Linked DNA regions of Homo sapiens: region 1 is linked to region 2. A link is a loop called in an ENCODE intact Hi-C map of the cell type or tissue named here. Cell type or tissue: dorsolateral prefrontal cortex. All regions are shown on one strand. Each heading gives the region's core, and the rest is flanking DNA. Links, peaks and the distances in the headings are about the cores only. Region 1 overlaps LOC105374951 (a long non-coding RNA gene). Region 2 has its middle 16 kb from the start of STMND1.

Region 1 (8,340 bases), core at 257-8,256, 54 kb before region 2:
GTTCATCTCACTATTTTCCAGGTATTTTGTATGCCAGGGACTGAATGTTTTTGTCCCTCCAAAATTCACATATTGAAATCCTAATCCCCAGTGTGATGGTCTTAGGAAGCGGGACCTTTGGTAGGTAATTAGGTCTTTATACATGGAATTAGTGCCCTTTTAAAAGCTCTGGAGAGCTCCCCCGCCCTTTCCACTATATGATGACACAATGAGAAGGCAGCAGTCTATGAACCAGGAAGTGGGCCCTCACCAGTCACCGAATCTGCAATGCCTTGACGTTGGACTTCTCAGTCCCTAGAACTGTGAAAAATAAATTTCTGTTGTTTGTAAGCCACCCAGTTTATGGTTTTCTGATACAGCAGCCTGACTGGTCTAAGACAGACAGAAAGGGACATAGTTATTCTACCTGCAATGTTGTTTCCCTCACCTGAAATGCCACCCCATCTACCTGGTAGTTATAAAGATCCTCATCTTTCTTTCTTTCTTTTCTTTTCTTTTTTTTTTTTTTTTTGAGATTGAGCCCCACTCGGTCACCCAGGCTGGAGTGCAGTGGCACAATCTCTGCTCGCTACAACCTCCGACTCCCAGGTTCAAGCAATTCTCCTGCCTCAGCCTCCCGAGTAGCTGGGACTACAGGAACCCGCCACCACGCCCAGCTAATTTTTTAATATTTTTAGTAGAGACAGGGTTTTGCCGTGTTGACCAGGCTGGTCTCAAACTCCTGACCTCAGGTGATCCACCCGCCTCGGCCTCCCAAAGTGCTGAGATTATAGGCATGTGCCATCGTGCCCAGCCCTACCCATCTTTCAAAGCCCAATTTTTGGCATTCACCCATCTCCTTGGTGACTTATCTTTCTTAAAAACTCCAGGTTTCTTATTGTTTATCTCCACTTATTCCTACAGTCTTCTACACGTAAGTTGCCACTTTATCATATAGCTATATTATGTCTCCCTTACGTTTCATTCATGTGCAATTGTCTTGTCTTGGAAGCAAAGACCATAGCATGTAAGTGTTTTCTATTCCTCCCTTTTGCTTCTTTACTTCTTTGCCCTCTTTATCCTTCCTCCCACCCATCCAATCCTTAAAAATATTGAGTACATAAAAATATTACAGAAATAATGAATTGACATTAGCAGTCATCATTTTATAGGGAGAAAGGGGAAGCCTAGTGCATTGGTTTGGATCCTCTGAGAAGCAGATAACAAGACAGAATTAGCCATGCAAGAGATTTATTGGGGTAAATGTCTGTGATGGAAAAAGAGGAGAGAGTCCATAGAAGTGGGGACAGTATTTAGAACACAATGCTGGAAGACTCTTGTAAAAAAGAGGAGGAAGGGTGGGGCAGGGAGAATCTCAGACTGCAGCAGAGTTCCAAGAAAGTCCCCATCCAGTGACTGTGGAGTCCTCAAGCTAATGTCAGAAAGAGGAGACTGGCCCTTCTCAGGAAAAGGTTGCATTGGGACCCTGCAGAGCCAGAAAAATCACTGGCTGTAGCAGCTTGGGGGAAATGTGGCCTGGGCATGAACACAGAGATAGACTTGGAGTACAGCAGTCATGGCCATTGGTGATATATACTCATGACAGCAGAAGATCTGAGCAGCACATTTTTGTGACCATCCCTTCTGGAACGTTGGAAAGAATGCTAATTCTGAATCCAAAATCTTAACTTTGGATCCCTTACTGACTCTGCACCTTCACTTAAATTCTTATCTACATCTCTTCATTTGTAAATGGAAATGACCAATAGCTTACTGGGTATGATGATTAATTTTGTGTGTCACCTTGACTGGGCTAAGGGATGTCCAGAGAGCTGGTAAAACATTATTTCTGGGTTGTTTGTGATGATGCTTCCAGAAGAAATTAGCACTTGAATCAATAGACTGAGTAAAGATCACTCACTAAGTGATGATGGCTGTGGGCAGCATCCTCCAATCCACGGAGGGCTCACACAGAATGGAAAGGTGGAGGAAGGACAAATACTCTCTCCTTCAGCCTGGACATCCATCTCCTCGTGCCCTCAAACATCAGAGCTCCTATTATAGTTCTTGGGCCTGCAGACTCAACAGGCAGTTACACCATTGGCTAGCCCAGTTCGCAGGCCTTCGGATTCAGATGGAATTACACCACCAGTTTTCCTGGTTCTACAGTTTACAGACAGCAGATTATAGGACTTCTCAGTCTCCATAATCTCATGAGCCAATTACTATAATAAATCGCCCCTTATATCCATCTACTACATATACATCCTGTTGGTTCCATTTCTCTGAAGAACCCTGACTAATGCACTGGGCTAGCCTGAGAACCACACGTTGACAAGAATATATAGTGTTCTGTTTATATTGCATATTATGTCATCAGGTCTATCTGATTATAGTAGCACCTAATGTTTGTGAAACATCACACAGGTCACAGCAAGCCTTTGTTCCAGCCAATGAGCCTGTGAAGAAGGCGAGACAACCATTTCTTTCCACATCCACTGCCCCGTTGGCTCTCTGGTAAACAGAAAGGTTCTAGGAGGGGACACTGAAATGCTCAGTAGAGGTGGGATCAAGCCCCAGAGGCTGCTTGCCAGGTAGGATCTGGTTGTAACTATGATAATTAAGGAATCAAATTCCTGAGAAAAAAATGTACATAAAGAATCAGGTAGTCCCTATTGATCTACGTAGCCTGGAGAGCTGGTCCAGTGGGCAGGCTGGCCAGATGCAGAGTCCAGCAGGTAAGAAACAATACCACCTGCAAACCTGAGACTCAGGAAGTGAGTTCTGATCTGGGACACCCACAACAGTGCCGACTCCCCCACCCTTTCTGGTGTGCAGGTGGAAGGAGGGTGCATAGGTGTGAGTGGCAGATCTGGGGAGAAGGGGAAGCTGCCAGTACAATTTGCTTTTGCCTATGTAGGAGCAGAGGGCTCTGCCTTCAGGGCCAGCCAGCTACTGTGGGTCTTTACAGCAAGCACTGGCTGAATAAACCTACCTTCCCTTATGGGCCTTGACCCTCGACACAAATGCCAAGTTAGTAGCCTCAGAATTGTCTTTTCTCTTCAGAGAGAAGCGTGGAAAAGATAAAGCCAGAGGCAAGGAAAACTTCTCACTCTTCTCTGGCATGCCAGGTTCAAAGAATGCCAATAGCACCCATCATCCCACCCCATGAAGAACAGCAGCAGCCCCGAATTGGGGAAGAGCATCATGACTAATGTGCTAGAGGTTGCACTTGCACAGATGATAGAATTTATAAAAGAAATTCAACATGGGTTCTGTTATGGGTTGAATTGTGTCCTCTCAAAACAGATATGCTGAAGTCCTAACCCCCAGAACCTCCAAATGTGACTTTGTTTGGAAAAGGTCACATTCTGATGACCTTTATAGAGGTTATCAAGTTAGAATGAGGTCATTAAGACAGGCCTAATCCAACATGACCGGTGTCCTTTTAAAAAGAGGAAATTTGGACACAGACACATCCACACACAGAGACCTCCAAGTGGAGATGAAGGCAGATAGTGGGGTGATGCTTCTGCAAGCCAAGGAACGCTGAAGACTGAAGGCAAACCACCAGAAGCCAGGGGCGAAGCCTGGGACAGATTTTTTCTCCCAGTCCTCAGAAGGAACAAGCCCAGATGATACTTCATCTCAGACTTGCAGCCTGCAGAACTGTGAGAGATCCATTTCTGCTGTTTAGCCCTCATCTGTGGCACTTTATTACAGCAGTCCCTTCCCCACAGACACTAGTACTAGTCCTAGGAAAGTTCACTCAAGCTGGCAGTGGCTCAGGAGGAGAATGAAAAGGATACTGAGGCCACTCGTTTGCTTCTACTTGAGGACAAGCAGGTGCCTCTCTTCCCGCTTCTTTCTCCTTACTGCTGCTGCCACCCACACAGCCCCCAGGCTTGTCCTAGAGGGCTCTGGAGGTACACGCGAGGCCGGCGAGTTGTCATGGCAGGGAAGTTGTGGGGAGGGTGGAAATGGCGATTTCCATTCCTTTTTTCCTATTTCATGTCCTGCCTGGAACATGAAACAAAACAAAACAAAACAAGACCAAATGCCCTTGGTCAAAACACCTCTGCATCCAAATAGCCTCTGAGGCAAGGCAGCTTCTGAGGCAAGGCGGGGCATCGCCGCACAGAGGCTTGGAGCCTTTGAGGAACAAAGAGGGCTTCAGAGCGCGCTGGCACTCCTTGGCTCACCCATTGATTTTCATTTGCACAGACGCAGGCCCTCTTTTTGTAATCAGAGGGGGGAAAGCAGATCTGTGGAAGGCAAATCTACCATCAGCTGCCTAAAAATAGACCCGCCGCCTCACCACCGTGCAAAACAGGCGCCGGCCCGCTGCTGTGCGCTGGTTGCAGCATGAATTCGCTGGGCAGGGATTTGCAGTATAGACGTAGAGTTGTTCTGGCCTCTGATGCTGCGCCCGGGCCTTAAATGGAATCGCGGTCTGTGATAACTTTTGACAAGAGCTGGCAAGCTGAGCCTTTCTTTGAAATGCACTGGGGGGCTCTCGCACAAGAGCCAGGGCTTTCCAACAGGTGTGAGCTAGGGGGTAGGCCCTACAGATTATTAGGAGGGAAAGTTGTCTATGGTAAATTACCAACTGGGGGAGGTCAGAGTCAAAATCTCCATAGCAGAATTATTACTAATTGTGAAGCGCCAAGATCGTAAGAGAAGAAACCATTCTGACGTGTCATTTTTCCCAGGCCACGACATCTCTGTTAAACAAAAGAGACTCATATTTGAAGTGATGAAAAAGCCATGAAACATAATTTGAAAATTATGTCATGCCCAGCTTTGCCTTCCCTCAAGGCAAATAAAAGCCTCGGAATAAAAACGTTTCTATTTATTTTCAAATATTTGCATGGGTTGCCCCTTTAATCATCCATTCCCTCTAATATTAGTCACAAGCAGTTTAAATGGAAGCTGTTAGCATGAATGAACACTCCTTAATGGCTGGATCACTGGAGGAAGTGAGCTGTAAAGCCCAAACAGTCAGATGAAGAAAAGCAATTAATAAAATTTGCCTTTATCTCAAAGAAACTAGGATGTTTTAACTGCAGTTATGTTTTGAAGGAAACAAATATGATGGTTGATTATCACGGAAAATAGACTGAAGCCTGCCCACTTGTAAATTCACAAACTCACTTCAAGTGGAAAACCCAAGTCTGCATCCTCGAGGAATTGTACAAATGTGCATCACGAGACAAGATCTGGCCCAATGCCTAGAAGCTGGTGAGGTCACCAAACTCATTACTCAGAAAATCAGCTGTGAGCCAAGCCCTCATTCCGTTGCATTTCACATAGAATGGAGATTCCTCCGTCTTTCCCATGCTCCCACCTCCCATCATTAGAAGAAAAATGGGATTCCCAGGTATTTAACTTTAGGAATCTTACAGAGATCCAACATGGACGCTTTCACGCCACATCCTGATTTTAGCTGTGGCTCTTCTTGCTCTGTCTGGAGGCATCTCAGCAGTTAATGGGAGTGATTCACATGATCCTACTCCAATTCCTGCTATTTTAGGATACTTAGCTTTTCTTAGCCATGGATTTCTTCTGTCTAAATCTGCCCGACTGAATTGGAAGCTGCCCAGAATCTTCTTCTTTGGAAATTACATTTGTGCATCTAGGGTATATTTGTCGTTCCGCCCACGCTCCAGCCACTTTTTGAGAAGTGCAGAGCGAGTCATGTGACAGCCATCAGTGTATTTGCACCCTTTTTTGTTTAAAAACATAATCTGCATTACAAATTGCACCAATTCCTGTATGTAGTAAGTCATCATTCAATAAAAAGCACAAATGTATGCCTGTCACATTCAACATAATAAACTGCAAGTAAATACATCTTTTCTTAGTCCAAATCAGTCAGTAAATGATGTCTTTATTTTCTCTGTTATGCACCAAGTTTGCAATCAGCTTTATTCTTGATTCTCTCAGGCCAAGCCTACACAGCGTTAACTGCAGTGGAAGATTGTGCTTTTATCAGAAGCAGCTGAACACCTGAGGACAGGAACATGGCTGAAGCAATTCATTTCTCCAATTCACTTTGTTCTACTTTATCATCATCATTCCGGTATTATCATCATGTTCATCAGATTCTCCATCTAAAAAAGATTTATCACAGTGTCTGCATCTGCAGGCGATACTACAATATAGATAAAACCATTGCTCCCTGCCTGCTCCGGATGAGTTTGCAAAGAGGTATGGTATAGAAGAAACACTTTGTGCTTTGAAGCAAGACAAAACTGAGTTAAAATGGCAATCTTAGCCTGGGCAACATAGTGAGACCCCCATCTCTGCAAAAAATACAAAAATTAGCTGAGCATGGTGGTGCATCTGTAGTCCCAGCTACTCGGTAGGCTAAGGCAGGAGAATCGTCCGAACTTGGGAAATTGAGGCTACAGTGAGCCATGATCGTGCCACTGCACTCCAGCCTGGGTGACAGAGAGAGACCCTGTCTCAAAAAAATAAAAAATAAAATTGCGGTCTTATTACTTACATTAGATATTTGTTTTTGGTAATATTATTCAACCCCTGAGAGCCTTCATTTCCTTATCTATATGATGACAAGAATAGTTACCTTACAAGTTAGATGTGATAACTTCAAATTACATGGCTGTTGTGCTCGCTACACAGTGCCTTTCTGATTAAGCATTGACTAGAACAGGGTCATGTTCTTATGAAAAAAGGCAAGCTGGCCAGGCTTTATTTACTATGGATGTGTTATTAATAACGGTGATTATAATAATGGCTACCATGATCTCTTTTTATTCTATAACAAGAGGGTAAGGTCAAATATGGAACAATTTGAGCTTTAATAAAGATAATAATTGCAAGGGGGAAAGAATCAAGCATTTATCCTGACTTGCCTGTAAGAACTATTCCACTGAGTAACCAAATAGTTGCTGGAGAAACATGTCATCCCTTTGTATAGATGAAGAAACTGATAAGATAGTAAACCAGAATTTTCTCTTTTAAATTTGGATCCCTTTTTCACAAAGATCATGACCACCCCATTTGCCCTCTTTCTGTCCCTCAAACGATTCAGGTTCTTTCTGCCTTAGCATCCTTGGACTAGCTGACTGCACTGCCTGGAAAATTCTACCCTCACATCTTTGCATGTTCAACAACTTCCCATTACTTAGGTTTCAACTCAAATGCCCCCTCCTCAGAGAGGTCTTCCTTGATCACCCGATTTAAAGCAAGCTCTTCAACCCAGACACTGCCTCTTAGCACCCAGCACTTTCTACTTTTATGCTGGCCTGTTGTCTGTCCTTCAAGCAGTGCAGAAGTTCATGTGATATAATCATTAAGAATGTGGACTCAAGAATCAGATGATCCGTATTTACCTTTTAGTTTTACCACTTATTGACAGTGTGACCTTGGAAAGTGACCTAATCCTTCTTTCTGTGCCTCGGTTTTCTCGTCTATAAAATGGAGATGATAATATTTTCACTTGCAGCATAAAACTTCTGAGAGGATTATGTGAATAACAGACACAGATCATGTAAATCAACATCTGACAGAGTAAGCACTCAGTAAGTGTTAATTAAGCTTCTACAGTTACAAGGCACACGGCGCTCTGTGACGTCATCTCAACTTTAGTGTGTTTATTGTCTGCCTCCACTGCTATGAAGGCATACAGCCTGCCTGTCTTGTTCAACACTCTATCTCCAGCATGTAGAATGGCACATAGCAGGGACTCAGTAACTATGTTTAGTTAATGAATGAAAGAACATCTGGTGTGTGCATAGCAGAGACTAATGAGCAAGGTACGGAGGGGAAGAGTTGAGGGCAGAGTTGCTGTATATTAAGGTAAGATTGTTCCTGGGAACTTTCTGCTTCTGTTTGGCTGTATATTATGCATTTATTTTCTCAGTGCCTTGCAAAGCCCTCTGTTCTTCTCTGATTTTGTCCATTCTCTCAAGCAGAGATATCTAACCAGCACCTCCACATGCACTCATGACCTATGGGTATAACTTCTTAAACTGTTAGGACTCAGGAAGAAAAAGTAGAAGGAATGCAGATTTTATGCCTACTTAAGAAAGGCGGGCAGTGGGCCAACTCTGTAAAACTCAGCATCACTGTAAAAATAGAGCAATATCCAGAAAGTGAGCAAAAAGAAGGGGACTTTGACAAAAGCCGCTTCTGCCACACACCCTCACATGCAGACAGTCACACTGCAAACAGAGACACTGTCACCTCCAACACACACACAACCTTGATTGTGCTGTGCTGTTCTATAGGAATCTGTATGTCCACGAGCCATAAAGCACAGGCTCACAGAGGCTGTCCCATTCTACTACACACCCAGTGCGTGCAGTTCACCAAGTGATCACGGCACCTTGTCTC
Region 2 (8,340 bases), core at 241-8,240:
TTTATAGTCAGAATTCCGGAGCCATATTCACCATTGTCTGTTAGATAAAATAAATACCTGATTATTGTATACACCATTTACAGTGTAGCTTTAATAGAACATTCTAACACAGAAATGAGCAATCTTTAAGAGTTAGATGTTATGTGGGAAGGTAGAAAAATCACATGCTTTGGAGTCCAAAAATGTGGTTCCTATTCTCTGCTTGGTTTCTTTGTGAGTCTCACACCCACCATAGCCTAAGTCATTAGTTCCCAAACTTTGTCACATGGGTATCCCTCTCTGCAAAAAGGAGCAAACAGGTTGCTTGCCCAGGAATTTGGGGGAGATCCTGGAACCACATCTTGTCATCAGAACATCCCCCGTTGAAAATATTCTGATTTACTGTAAAAATCTATTTGACCTTTGTGGTTGAATCCCTTTTATATGTATTCTTGGTTTCTAAATAAAAATGTTTAAAATTCATTATTGTCATCTAAAATTTTTAAAAGTTGTTCAGAGCTGTCCCTCATGTAGCCTCCATTTCCTCACCTCCCTTCACTTTTAAAATTATTTCTGGCCAAGCACAGTGGCTCACGCCTGTAATCCCAACACTTCGGGAGGCTGAGGAGGAGGATCACTTGAGGCTGAGTTCAAGACCAGCCTGGGCAACAGAGTAAGACCCCATCTCTACAAAAACATTAACAATTAGCCGAGTGTGGTGGTACATACCAATAATCCCAGCTACAAGGAAGTCTGAGGCAGGATAACTTGAGCCCAGGAGTTTGAGTCTGCAGTGAGCTGTGATGGTACCACTGCACTCCAGTCTGGGCAACAGTGAGACCCTGCCTCAAACAAACAATCAAAATATATATATACACACACACACACATATATATATACATATATATACACACATATATATATACATATATATACACACATTTGTATTTTAAAAATCCATGTATATATTTTTTAAAATTCAAATATTACTACAAAGTATTTATTGAAAATATAGTCCCCTTACTTACTCTCTAAGTCCAAGTCTGCTGACCAAGGGCAAATACTTTCCATTTTTTTAGCTTTCTCTTTGGATATTTATGGTCATATTTTAAAATAATATTCTTGGACTCTATGGAACTGAACACACAGCATGTAATCTTCTGCACATTGAATTTTTTGTTCAATGTTATATGTGTAAGAGGCAGCCATGTGGTTCATTTACTTTAATTACATGTTGTGTTGTTGCGTAACATTTGGTTCAATAATTATACCACAATTTACATATCAATTCTCGAGATTGGTCACTTGAACTCTTTCTACATTTTTGCCATTCTAAGCAATTTACTATGAACGTCCTTATACATGTCTCCAAGGAATACAGGCAAGATTTTCTTTCCATCCTGAGATGTAGAATAGCAGGATCACCAATATACATATTATCAACTTGTGTGTTTCACTTTCTTTATAAAAAAGAAATTCTTTCTTTAAAATTTTATTTTTAAAGTTTTAATTACTATGGGTACATAATAGTTGTATATATTTATGGGGTACATGTGATATTTTGATGCAGGCGTACGACATGTAAGGATCAAATCGAAGTAATTGGGGTATCTATCTCCTCAAACATTTTTCATTTCTTTGTGTTAGGAATATTCCAATTTTACTCTTTTAGTTATTTTTAAATATAGAGAAGTTATTATTATTATTATTATTTTGAGACAGGGTCTCACTCTGTCATCCAGGCTGGAGTGCAGTAGCATGATCTCAGCTCACTGCAACCACCACCTCCTGGGCTCAAGTGATCCTCCTGCCTCAGTCTCCCAAGTAGCTGGGACTACAGGTGCATGCCACCATGCCCAGGTAATTTTTGCAGTTTTTGTAGAGATGAGGTTTCCCCAGGTGGGCCAGGCTCGTCTCGAACTCCTGACCTCAAGTGATCTGCCCACCTCGGCCTCCCAAAGTGCTGAGATTACACATGAGTCACCACACCCAGCCAAATTATTGTTAACTATAGTCACCCTATTGTGCTACTGAATAGAAACCAAAATTCTTAATATAAAAGTAGGCAAATTCATCAGTCTTAGCTTTATGATTTGTCCTTTTCTTATGTATTCAGAAGTTGTTTCTTACTCTAAAATCATGAAAACATTCTTCCATTTATTTGTAAATAAGTCCTGAATCCACCTGTGATTTATTTTTGAGTACTGTGTGCCTATTTCCTCTTCGAACCCTCTCATCTGGCTCCCACTTCCACCACATAACTGAAAGTGCTCTTGGGAAGGTAACCAATGGCTTCTACATTGCTTTATTCAATTCTCCTTTCCAGGCCTTATCTTAGATAATCACTCAGCAACTTTTGACACAGACGACGACTCCTCCTTTGTGAAAGATCTGTTCTTGGCTTCCATGAAACCACATTCTCCTAGTTTTTCTTTTACACATCAGGCAGCTCCTTCACCTTTGCATGTCTCTGTTCCCTTCTTGACCTCCCAGGTTCAAGCAGTTCTCCTGCCTCAGTCTCCCGAGTAGCTGGCCCTCTCTTCTTCTCTTTCTATGCTGTTTTTCCAGGCAATCTCGTCCATTCTAAGGGCTTTGTGCTGATGATCCTTAACATTGAATCTCTAGCCTATACCTTCCTCCTGAGCTCCAGCCTTGTAACCCCTTATGGATGTCTCTTGGCATCCAAAATTATTATGCCTAAAACTGAACCCTTGATCTGCCTTTCCCAATTCCATAAATGTCACCCACATCCACCCTGACATATACCAAATATCTGCTGAGGTCTTCCTTGACATCTCCCTCAACATCCAGCACAATAGCGAGTCTTACTGAGTCTCACTAAAAGGCATCTGAAATCTGTACACCTCTCTCTATGCTCACTACCAAGCATTCATTATCACCCAATGACTCCTAATCATTCCCCCTGCTTTAACTCTTGTTGCCTCCAATTTTTTTCCCAGATGAAAGCCAGAATGATCTCACAAAAATATAATTGGATCCATGTCAATCATCCATATAAAACCCTTCAAAACTTATTATTGCAGTTAGGATAAAAATCCCAAATCCTTTATGTGGGCTAGAGGATACCTTACATCAAATGACACCAGCCTCTTTATATATAATCCAGTATACCTTAAGGTCAACTTACAACACTCTTTCCCCATTTGTTTTTTTGTTTGTTTGTGTCTCTCTTCCCTCAAGCTTCAGGTTAAGTGTCCTCCCCTCTGTTATATGATCTCGTAGTAACTTGACTTTCCTTTATATCATCTAATATGATTTGTGATTAGATGTTTGTCTGAAAATTAACTTATTTTCTGTATCCCCACTAGATCCTGACTTCCTGGGGGCAAGAACCATGTCTGCATTATTATTATTATTTCTCCCATACACCCTGGGCCTAGAACAGTGCCTACTCATGTTGGGAACCCAATAAGCCCTGTTAAACACCGAGGGCACATGGAGAAGGCAATGCCCCTCTCTTCACTGAGAAGACTCATAATCTCGCAGAGTTCCTAGCAGCTGAGACTCAGAGTCTTGGGGCTGCATTCCTGTTTCCAGGAAGATGATGCTGGGGAATTCACTCCTCATGACTTCATCTTCCTTTTTTTTTTTTTCTGAGACAGAGTCTTGCTTTGTCACCCAGGCTGGAGTGCAGTGGCGAGATGTCAGTTCACTGCAGCCTCTGCCTTCTGGGTTCAAGCCACTCTCCTGCCTCAGCCTCCCAAGTAGCTGGGATTACAGGCACGCACCACCACACCCTGCTAATTTTTGTGTTTTTGTAGAGACGGAGTTTCACCATGTTGGCCAGGGTAGTCTTGAACTCCTGACCTCAGGTGATCCACCCGCCTCAGCCTCCCAATTAAAGTGCTGGGATTACAGGAGTGAGCCACTGCCCCCTGCCTGGGCTTCATCTTCCTTATCCGGAAGCTTCCCCTTTCCCTGCTCCTGTTTACATCCCCTGCCCCATAATTCCCACTACACTCCCTTTTGGGGCTAGGATTTCTTTATAAGGGAGCAGACAGCAGAAGCAGATAAATTTTCCCCACAGAAGACTGCCTGACTGTACAGGCTGTGTACACTGATTATTATTGTTACTTTAAATCGGAAATGTAATTAGTGTATTAGTACTTAATTGTATAGTAGTCTATTAGTAGCACAAAATCCATTCACCTAAGATTATTCTTGTAGGTGATTTGGACACAATAAAGTCAAGCTTATTACTATTTCATCATCGCTGTGGTATTATTGCCCCCTGGTGGCTATGCTAATTACTTAGCCCTGACCGACTGGGAGCTATTGCTCTTCAAACAGCAGCCGGGATGTTCCCGGAGGATTGTGGTACTTGCTTCTCTCCAAACAAACCTAGAGACAATCCGGGCGCGGTGGCTCACGCCTGTAATCCCAACACTTTGGAAGGCCAAGGTGGGTGAATCACTTGAGGTCAGGAGTTCGAGACCAACCTGGCCAACATGGTGAAACCCTGTCTCTACTCAAAATGCAACAATTAGCCGGGGCGCACACCTGTAATCCTGGTTACTTAGGAGCCTGAGGCAAGGGAATCGCTTGAACCGGGAGGGGGAGATTGCAGTGAGCCAAGATCATGCCACTGTACTCCAACCTGGGTGACAGAGTGAGGCTCTATTTCAAGAAGAATAAGAAAAAAACCAAAAACTAGAGACAAAAAGGGCATGAGAGCATTTTTTTTAATGAAAGTCTCTATGTCAACCCCACCCACACCTTTGTCTTTAGGGTGACCCACTCCAACCCTTTACTCCCCTTCCCCTAGACTTTTCTGTCTCTTCTTAGGCATCATTCAGTCTGGCAAACAGCTAGAGTCATGAAGCCATGTGGTCTCCAAGAACAACAGTTGGCGATCCCCAGTTTTGAGAACACCTGTAGTTCAACCTGATAGGCAGCATTTCCATGGCCTTAGGCTTTCAGGCAGCAAAAAAGTTTCAAATGTATGAAATCACAGAAGCACTGCCAGTCATCAGCCAGGTGAAGTTACCTATGATAATTACTGTGCACTCTTAGGAAGTGTCACCTGTGCACTTCGGTTTCATGTTTCCAAATGCATACTCACTCTTCAAATCAGAAACTTACCCACAAGACACAATTCAGCCACTCAAAATTGTACAGCCTGGTTCTAGCCTTTAAGATGAAATAGGAGAAGGTGGATATGGGGAATTTTGTGTCTAATCGATAGAAAATGCTTTGGCCAAGTTGAAAATATATATATATAGCAGTTTTTGCTATATGTTCTTTCCAACAGAGAGAAGCATTTCCAAAAAGCCAGAGGTAGTTGCTTTTATCCATAATGAAAGCAATTCAGTTAAATGGTCGTTCACAAAGCAGAACTTGGCGTGGAACCCAGGGTTCCTTGCTGCCTGCATTCCCATTTTTTTCTCTCTAGCACTGAATTAAGAATCAGACAGCAACTGGCTCTGATTCTTGATCCCTTTGTTACTAGCTGTGTAAGGCAAGTTATTCAAGGATTTCTGAGCCTCGGGATCTTCCCTTTATATCCATAAAATGGGTATAATAATACCTACCTTATATGTTTGTTGTAAAGAACTTATGCCAGGCACGTATTAACCATTCAAGAGGCAGTAGCTGTCATCATTACCGTAATTATTCTTATAGTTATTCAAGACCTTATGGTTGATCTCAAGGAAGAAAATAACAAAAAGCCAGTCAAAGCTCATTGTTTGCATTGGAGAACAATATTTAGTTACTTAGAAGACATTGTGAGTAACAACTGACAAATGATATCCTTCCCCTGCCCTCTTTTTCTGTCTCTCTGTGGCAGGTGGAATTCTCAAATGGACCCTAAAATTCCAGGCCCCTGGTATATGACCCTGAATAATCCCTTTTCTTTGGATGTGGGTAGAGCCTGTGATTATGATGGAATGTCACACTCATGAACAGGTTACACTGTATGGTAAAGGGGAAGGCATTCTGCAGATATAATTAGGGTTTCACATCAGTTGATTTTTGAGTTCATTGAAGGAGATATTATCCTGGGTGGGCCTGACCAAATCAGGTGAGCCCTTAATTTTTATTTTATTTATTTATTTATTTATTTATTTATTTATTTATTTATTTATTTATTTATTTTGAGACAGAGTCTAGCTCTGTTGCCCAAGCTAGAGTGCAGTGGTGTGATCTCGGCTCACTGCAGCCTCCACTCTCCGGGTTCAAACAATTATCTTGCCTCAGCCTCCCCAGCCTCCTGTAGTAGCTGGGACTACAGGCACGCACCACCACGCCCAGCTAATTTTTTGTATTTTAGTAGAGACAGAGTTTCAACATCTTGCCCAGGCTGGTCTCAAACTCCTGAGCTCAGGCAGTCTGCCCGCCTCAGCCTCCCAAAGTGCTAAGATTACAGGTGTGAGCCACTGCACCCGGCCTGAGCCCTTTAAAGGAGGCTCTAGAGGTTGGAGACAGGAGAAGCAGAGCTCTCTCTTGCTGGCCTTGAAGAAGCAAGTTGCTGTGAGTTCCACAGCTGCAAGGAAATGAATTCTGCCCATAATCACATGAGCTTGGAAAAGGATCTCAAGTCCCAGATGAGACCCCAGCCAACATCTTGATTGCAGCTCATGAGGCCCTGAGCAGAAGACCCAACGAAGTCATGCCTGGACTCCTGACCATGAAACTGTGAGAAAATAAATATGTGTGGTTTTAAGCCACTGAATTTGTGGAAATTTGTTATGCAGGTATAGAAAACGAATACACTCCAATACCTCGAAAAATATTAACATGGTATTCACTGGTGTTTAATTTCACAAAGAACTAGGAAAAGAGCCCAGATGTCAAGACTCTTATCCCAGTATTTGATTGCTTCTTTGACTTGTGGGTTATTTATAGAATATTTTTAGTTTCCAAATAGTTGGGAGCTCATCCAGAGATCACGTTACTGGTTTTTACATTATACTTCCAGTATGTTTCCATTTCTCCCTTCCTGGTCTCTGTTCTGTCATCGTCATCACATATTGTACATTCACATATGCCATGAACTCCACACTGTATTGTTATTATTGATCTTTAAACAATGAATTCTCTTTAAAGAAAACTAAGAAATAAGAAAAACTCATATTTACACATGTAGTTACCATTTCCAGTGTTTTTCATTCCTTTGTATAAATCCATAGTTCCATTTGGTATCATTTTCCTTCCACTTGAAGGACTTAACATTTCTTATATATGGGTCTGCTGGTGATGAGTTCTTTCAGTTTTTGTATGCCTAAAAACGTATTCATTTAGCCTTTGTTTTGAAGAGATATCTTCACAGGGTATAAAAGTATAGGTTGCCACATTTTTCTTTCAATATTTTACAATGCTTAGTACTTTAAAGTACCTTGGCACATAGCATGTTTTATTTCTCTGTCTGCTTTTAAGATTTTTCTTTTTATCACTGGTTTTGAGAAATTTGATAAAGATGTTCCTTGATATAGTTTTTTTTTTTTAATGTTTCTTGTGCCAAGGGTTCCTTGGGTATCTTGGATTTGTGATTTTATCATTTTCATCAAATTTGGAATTTGATGCCCATTATTTTTTCAAAATTTTTTCTGTTCCCACCTCCTGCCCTTGCCCCCACCTTATCTTCTCTCCTTTGGGGACTCCAATTACATGTATATTCAGTTGTGTGACGTTTTTCTTCAGTTCACTTTCACTGTGTTCATTTTTGTTCTTAGTCTTTTTTCTCTGTAGGTTTGATTTCGGATAGTTTCTCTTGCTATGCCTTCAAGTTCATTAATCTTTTCTTACGCAAAGTCTAACTGATCATTAATTCTACTCAGTGTATTTATTTAAATACATTGTATTTAATATTTCCTGTAGCTCTTTGAACATATGGAATACAGTAATAATAAGTTTTAATGCCCTCATCTGCTAATTTGAACATCAGCTCTGGGTCGATTTTGATCAGTTTATTTTTCTCCTAATTGTGGGTCACATTTTCCTGCTTCTTTGCATGCCTGCTAAGTTTTGTATTAGATGTCCGACATTATCAGTTTTACCTTATGGGTGCCACATAGTTTTGTGTTCCTATAAATATTCCTGAACGTTGTTTTGAGAGGCAGTTCCATTAGTTCAGTCCTTGCTTTTGCAATGTGTTAGGTGGGACCATAGCAATGTTTAGTGTAGGGCTAATTTTTCCCCACTAGCAAGGCCAAACCCTCGTGAGTTTTCTGGTCTGGTTGGTAAGAACAAGCACTGTGAGAGCTCTGATTATTATAGCCTCTAGGCCTTTCTGTAGTTATTTCCCCAACCTCAGGCAGCTTTCTCATATGCATGTATTGACCAGTCCTCTATGGAATATTCAAGGGGATCCTCTGCAGCTCTCCGGAATTCTCCCTCTAT

The links. Hi-C counts contacts between places; a loop is a spot of excess contacts. Peaks named below come from ENCODE experiments on the same cell type or tissue, not always from the same donor. Only the 100,000 strongest peaks of a DNase experiment are listed, where the experiment ranks them.
Region 1: it touches region 2 in a loop (2.9-fold over the local background); 3 of 110 quality-filtered maps call a loop at or near these places.

What each region holds. Positions count from the first base shown.
Region 1 is chr6:17,027,914-17,036,253 of GRCh38, forward strand. It overlaps LOC105374951 (a long non-coding RNA gene), which reads left to right. Exons shown (of 3, transcript XR_926534.3): 3 at 5,926-6,312. Among named protein-coding and RNA genes, the nearest start is that of STMND1, 70 kb to the right of the region's middle. In dorsolateral prefrontal cortex, for the core only: CTCF peaks have their summits at 5,249 and 5,479; DNase peaks (open chromatin) are centred at 4,228, 5,218 and 5,638; H3K4me3 peaks cover 2,268 bases; H3K27ac peaks cover 3,354 bases.
Region 2 is chr6:17,082,335-17,090,674 of GRCh38, forward strand. No RefSeq gene overlaps it. Among named protein-coding and RNA genes, the nearest start is that of STMND1, 16 kb to the right of the region's middle. In dorsolateral prefrontal cortex, for the core only: CTCF peaks have their summits at 4,238 (motif pointing left) and 4,439; a DNase peak (open chromatin) is centred at 4,277.